Linked DNA regions of Mus musculus: region 1 is linked to region 2. The links are chromatin contacts, found by Hi-C in ENCODE. All regions are on one chromosome and are shown on one strand. The core of a region is the stretch at or near the end of the contact, and the rest is flanking DNA. Distances in the headings are between cores, read along the strand shown. Region 1 holds the start of 9330188P03Rik (RIKEN cDNA 9330188P03 gene). Region 2 holds the start of 4933413J09Rik (RIKEN cDNA 4933413J09 gene).

The links. A loop is a pair of places that touch in the nucleus more often than their neighbours do.
Region 1: a loop to region 2 is called in a map of T-helper 2 cell, with 835 times the contacts of the local background. The contact joins the promoter of 9330188P03Rik here to the promoter of 4933413J09Rik in region 2. A Hi-C loop is called at or near these places in 5 of 37 maps with a recorded cell type or tissue (T-helper 1 cell, T-helper 17 cell, T-helper 2 cell and 1 more).

What each region holds. Positions count from the first base shown.
Region 1 is chr14:105,588,278-105,591,764 of GRCm38, forward strand. It overlaps 9330188P03Rik (RIKEN cDNA 9330188P03 gene), which reads left to right and starts at 1,272. Exons shown (of 3, transcript NR_102319.1): 1 at 1,272-1,396.
Region 2 is chr14:26,356,032-26,359,315 of GRCm38, forward strand. 4933413J09Rik (RIKEN cDNA 4933413J09 gene) reads left to right here and starts at 1,516. Exons shown (of 8, transcript NR_038005.1): 1 at 1,516-1,644.

The DNA.
Region 1 (3,487 bases), core at 22-2,521, about 79 Mb after region 2:
TCACTTAAACAATGTACCATTCTGTACCTCATAAGCACTTAATTTATTCCAACTCTTTGGCCTGACCTGTAATCCCCTCTCCTTACCCATCTGACCCATCTGCGTTTCATTTCCCACTCATCGATGGCATCCAAAGAGCTAGGCCCAGGCCCTATTTGGAACCATTAGACAGAGATTGGCACTCTTCCCTCTTCCTGCACCACATCCTCTGCTGGAAAAAAAATGACCATCGGATCAGAGAACAGAGGCTGCTTTGTCCCCGGTAACGGGGATCTGGAAGCGTTTTCAATCATTTGTACTCTATACCCACTCAAACGCATTAATGTGATCAACATTGGGTCTGTTGTGGGCATTTTTTCCAGCAAATAGCTTGCTAACATTCCAGGCATGTACTTCCCCGAAAACAAGACTGAGACAGGGCCCTGAATATTCAATTGGAAAATCACCAAGAGCAGAAGCTTAGCTTGGCACGGCTGGTGTTGATTCTTAATAAGTGACTTCCTAAAGCTGAGGCATGGGCCTTACAGCGTCAATGACTTGTTTGAAAAATATTTTGTAGGTGCCTCATACCACTCGATTTCCTGTGGTATGCGTCATATTGTGAGCTATTCCAAGCCAGCCTGGTTAAGCACACTAACTCGCCGCCCCCCACCCCAAGATTGTGGTGTTTAACTAAAAATGTCTTTATACAAGATGAGCTCATAGCTATTACTGCTGATGTAGTTTTAACTGCTTGGATACCAATTTCAGTTGCTTGAAAATGTGCCAGCACAGGGTAAACCTGAGCACAGCCATATCTCACCCTGTAGAACATGGCGGGATGCTGTCCCAAGAAGCAGCGTTGCTTCAGGGGAAAGTGGCCCAGTTCAACACAATGCATACCTTTCACTTTCATTAGAAAGACTTACTGTTCTTAATATATTACCAAAGTCAAGGTGCTGAAGACATCTGGAACACGGGAATAAAATTAACCCTTTCACAGCTTCAGGTATTTTTTGTAACGCTTGCCAGGGAGGAGAGCTAAATTCAAGAAACCGAGAGGATTTTCTCAATTATGTTTCAGAAAGCAAACCCAAAGGCCTGACGTGCTGTTCACGAGTTCAAGTGTACGTGGGTGGGATTTGGGCGAGGGCTAAACAGGATACTGTACGCAAGAGACTTTTGACGAGGGCTTCTAATTTTAGACACGGGGCGTGGGGAGAGCAAATACGGCCGAGTGTCATCAGCACGCCTCATAAAGTATCCGGCACTTCCGCAGGCTGCAGTGCTTTACAGGACTTGTGATGTAGATCGTCGTCATTTTTGTTTCACAAACAAGGAAGGAGAATCTCAGAGATTCCGTAAACTCCATAAAGCGGTGATTCATGACAGAAGCAGGGACGCAACTTCGACCAGTGTGAGTAACCCACTGGGACTTATCTGCCACCTTGCTGCCCGGAGATAAAAAGTATTCTCATCTCTATTACGGCTGCCTTTGTCTACTGTTGTTCAAAGGATTCAGGCTTGCCCGGGTGTCCTGAGCTAAAAGGAGAAATGAATATAAATCTGTGCGAGTTGTGTTCTGTCCTGCTTTCTTCCAGTGAATAGGTTACAGGCGGCATCTAGTTTGGGGCCAGTCCCCAGCGGCTGCGCAGTGGCTATTAACTGATTAGACATTGTCTATGCCATCTCTGAATGATTTGTGTCTCTACAATAGGACCTTTTATAACAGAGAAGAGAGGGATTGATACCCTGGACACTGCCTGGGCTGTGTTTGCCTCTTGGGGCAAATAATTTTCCTTGGTACCAGGAGCAGCTCTGATGTGGCTGCTTTGCCCTTATGTGGCCCGGGGCTTTCAGCTTGGGAGAAAACGTTCAGCCTGGTCTTGGATGAAACAAGAAGGTACCAGAGGGGAGCCAGGGCAGCCATGTTGTTTGTCAGAAGAGAGGACCACATGTGCCTGTCTCAGGATGATTGGCAAGGCAAGAGGATACCAGTGGGAAAAGGTGAAAGATTCTTAGAAGCAATGAGCTACCAAACCATTACACTGCACAGCACTAGGAAGGAGAAGAGGACTTTCAGTTGAGAAAGACTCTACCATGAGCTGGAAAATGGAACTTCTGTGTTGGATGTTTCCTGTGAGCTCAGAATTTGGGGTCTGTCAGGTTGAAAGCTACAGGGTGATACTCAGAGACTGTAAAAGGACTTTAAGTCGTCCCATTTGACTTGGTGTGTAGCACACTATCTGAAGCAGGCATCTTGCTTCTTGATCAAGATAGACACAGCAAACCAGTCTTTCTAAAAACCAACCAACCAGATTTACTTATTTAACATGTATGAGTGTTTTTTTTTTCTGCATGAATGTGTGTGCTCCATGTGTATGTGTGTTCCGTGTGTGCTCCATGTGTCTCTGCCCAAGGAGTCAGAAGGGATTGTCAGCATCCCTGGAACTGGAGTTGCAGATGGTTGTGAGCCACCATGTGTGAGCTGGGAATCCAACCTGGGTGCTCTGTGCTCTTACCCGCTAAGCCACCCTTTTGGCCCGTAGGGTGGGGCTGAACTTTCCTCATAGAGTATAATTTTTAGAAAATACAGATTTTAAAATTACTGGTGTATAGTTTTAAAACATTAGTGGAGACATCAATTCAAAATATCTAACCTGGATATTGTTTTTTTGTGTTTACGTTGTAAGCAGTTCATATTTTCTACTTTGAAACACTGGAAGTTTCTTTGAAGAGAGTTTTTTTTTTTTATCACGTATTATTTTGACTGGGAGATTTGCCACCACAGGATTGTCACATTTGGTGATAAGCCACACGAATATGTCACCAACCTAAAAATACGTTGGCATGTTTATTATTTCTTTTCTTCATTTCTTTCATTCTTGCAGTTAAACTCTACTCTGGAACTATTTAACGAGAAGGTGACATTAGGAAAGAAAGATTTCTTTTTTCTCCTGATAAAGACAGATAAGCTGGGAGCTAGTGAGAAGTCAGCTGGTTCAAGCCATCTCTCGCCTCAAGAATTCACCTTTCACATGTTTCTGCACTGTTATTCTAGTCCCTACGAGCGGCTGCACCCGTCTCCACCCTTAGCAGAGCAGACAGAGGGCACAGTAAGGAAATGTCAAAAGGCAGAAACCGAATGACCTACAGGGGTGTTTCTATCAATTTGGAGATACTGGCTGGAGCCTGTATGTATGAGGCTCACGCTGGCTTGAGTTTTCCCAAAGCCAGTTCCACAGCTGCCCTTCACGATTATGGTAGACTTAAGTCTATATCCACTGAGGGTCTTAAGTAGAGACTGTGTTGGAGGGAACGGATCGAACATTGGGGTTTTCTCAAAAGATTACATGGGACTCCTCAGGTAAAACTGCCTGAGCCTCTCCTTCCTGACGCAGTGCACACCAGGTCTCAGGAAACAGCAGGTCTTAATTAGCCCTCCAGTTTATAGTTTCACCTGAAAAAATACATTTAAAAAAAATCATATATAGTTGGCTGTCGAGAT
Region 2 (3,284 bases), core at 266-2,765:
TACTCCACCATATTGGAATCCATGTTGGGTTATAAGAGCCTTAAGAAACTGATAAAGTAGGGCTGGGGAGATGGCTCAGCAGTTATGAGCACTGGCTGCTCTCCCAGAGGACCAGGCTCAATTCCCAGTACCTATATGGCAGCCACAACTGTCTGAAACTCCAATTCCTGGGTACCTGACACCCTCACACAGACTTATATGCAGGCAAAACACCAATGCACATAAAATAAAAATAAATGATACGAAATTGATAGAGCTATCAAGCCCAGCCCAGAAAACACATGTTCACAGTAGTGTTGAGATTGTTTCAGGGCTGCACTGACCCTGCTGAAGTTGCTCATGAAGCTACAGCTGAGAACCTCTGGTCTGATGTCTTTCCATCCCGTTTCTCCTGAGGAAATACCTGAGGAGCAAAGGTAGTTGGTTCTCTTCCACCTGAACATCATCATTAGAGGCACAGAGCAACCTAAGGGCAAAGCCTGGTCCTCTTGTTCTACTAACTATTCAGAGTTTGTTTCCTAGTAACAAACATGGTTTCTATCGGAGAAGGAGGACGTTTGAGATGCCTTTGCTTTGAGACAGTGCCATAGAAAGATTTCTTGGCCGGCCTTAGAAAGTAAGCCAGCGGTTGCAATGCAGAACTTTGCAGTCTTCCCTGGGATGCAGATTCCGTTCCAGGTAAGCAGTTGTGCAAAGAGAGAGAGGGTTGTCAGAGAAGGTCTTGAGCTGAAGTCATTATGGAAAGCAAGGTAACTCTGTGATTTGCTTGTGATCTCTGATTTGTGATCTTGGGGCGACACCAAGGAGCACTTTTCTTTCCAGAAATCTCCAAGAGCCCACAGCAAACACTCCTTATGCACATCCAGGTCCTGCAAACATCCACTGCCTTTGACTCTGGAGCTCTGATACAGGTGTGCAGGATGCCATTAAGTGTGCAACAGGTTGGGAGGATTTGTTGGATGTGTGTGTGTGTGTGAAATTCTTGGAATGGGTACTGATTCCATAGAGGTCTTAAATTGGGGATGTCTTAGTTTGGGTGAGAGGCCTTTCCATTGAATCAACGGTTTATTTTAGAATTCTAGGGAAACCCTTGATAATGGGCAGTAGGTGATCAGGTGTGTGTGTGGGGGGGGGTCTTCAAATAGCTTGGGGGCTGGCCTAACTCCTCTCAGCACCTGCTCCTTCAACCAGTGAACTCTGGCCTCCTGAGGCTCCGGAGCGGAGCTGATAGGTCAGGTTCAGGGGCCATGACCCTTCTGAATCTGATGCCTTAGCCTCCAGCCAGAAGGCAGGACAGAGGCAGTGAATGCTGGCAGGAAGTTGTGTTGGCTGAGGTGGTGAGTTCGCATAGCCTTGGGCTCTCAGCCAAATTCCTTTAGCAGCAAATGCAGTTTGCAGGACAGCAAGAAGCCTAGAGGCAGAGTGGGAGTGCCTTTAGGCCAGCCATGCAGCCATCCCCAGCTCCACCCCCTCCTCCTCCACCTCTTCCTTCAGACTCCTTGGGGCAGCAGCCCACTGGGCTACACCCGGGAAGGCAGGATGGAGCCTCTAAGAGTCACCCAAACGTTTCAGCCCCAGGCCTGCTGGCCCTGGCTGGTGGGCCTTCCCGCCTCACAGCTGCCCTCCCCCGAAGACACCGCAAAGGTAGGAAGAAAACAGCTAGGTTGTTACTGGTATCTCTGGAGCCATCTGTCAGCACTGAGCCCCACCAAACGGGACAGGGAGAGAAGTAGTTGAAGGCCACTCTGAAACCACACAGCCGGGAGCTGCTCGCTCGTCCTATGGCAGCAGAGTCTGGCCCAGGCCATGATGGAGGTAGAAACCATGCTCAGATGCAGAGGGAGAGCTGTGCCTAGGCAAATGGCAACAGCTGGAGAAGACAGGGGGGCTCACGGGGAAGCTGCTGCTTCAGGTACACCTGGCCAAGGAGCAGGACCACTTCCAGGACCTGCGCTCTTCACTGAAGAAGACGAAGCGTCACTTGCTGGCCACTCTTTAACTGAAGGGTATCATCTAGCTTTGCCACAGCAAAGGACGTGGGTATCAGTCCCAAGAGGCTCCTGCAGCCTGCTGGCGACCCCTCCTCTCTGCAGTTCACTGAACTTGGCGAGGATCCAGTCCAGGCTATTGCTCTACAAGAGTCAGACCTGTCTTAGCCTACCGTGGAAGAGACCGATGGCATGCCTTGGCCTGAGTTCACACCTCCTGTCTCAGTCCAGAGTGTCTCTGGGGACAACAACACACTACCAAAAGTCTTGCTTCCTATGTTATGATCGCCACCCCTAAAGGATCCTCAGGAGGTCCTCATGTAAGGTGGCTGGGCAGAGGTTGGAGGGCATCCTGCAAGGATGTAGGTCATCCCTTTTGTAAACTCATCATTTATTAGCATTTTGGGAGCCAAAGGTTGCAGTCAGTCAGAAGGGAATCTAGGCCAAGGGCAGAAAGCTTATGTTTTGATCCCTGCTACCCTCACTTGCCTTTTAGGATCACTAGAGCCTTTTCTCTTTGTGTCTCAGTCTTTTAGCTAGCCCGGATTTGAATTATGAAAATTACTCAATTTTCTTTTAGAAACGGCTAGGTCCAGAAAAGCTAAGGAAGTTGCATTGCACCATGGGAAAATCCTGGTAGTTGGGTGAGGCTCAGTTCTCTCCCCAGGAGTCCAGGTCCCTCTCTGGAGGAGAGCTGGAGACTGATTCCTTTGTGGGGTCTCTTTGGAATCGCTGTGTTCTTGCTCTTGAATCTATTATTCCTGCTATCTCAGAACACTGTGGCTTTGAGGGCTTAAAATGCTCAGGAAGGGTTGAGTACCAAGAGTTTTGAATTATTGTTTATTGCTTTATTCGACACGTCCAGAGCCTGGCAACAGCAGCCGTGACTTTGGGCAGGTCCTGCCTGTGCCTTAAGTGTACAGAATAAAATCAATAAAGACAAGCATGTAAGAGGAGAGAGAATGAGGAGAGCAGCAGAAACAACCAACCAACTGCAGCAAAATGCCCTCAACAGCTTGGGGTCAGAGAGCGAAGAGAACCTTTCCTGTGGGGGTTAAAGGCTGTGCTTCTGAAGGAAGTGGTTTTATATGTTTTGTTTTGTTTTTTTCTGTCCACTTGCATCTCCATGAGCCATCTCAAATCTAGCTGAAGGAAACTGACAGCCTAAACAGCCAGCCACATAACAGTCTCTCCTTTGGACTTCTGGCATTCCCACTCTTCTTTCCTCAGACAAGCATCCTATCTCATTCAGTAAATGTGGTTATTAGAGTTTCCCCACAAAGCTGGCAGTCTCCT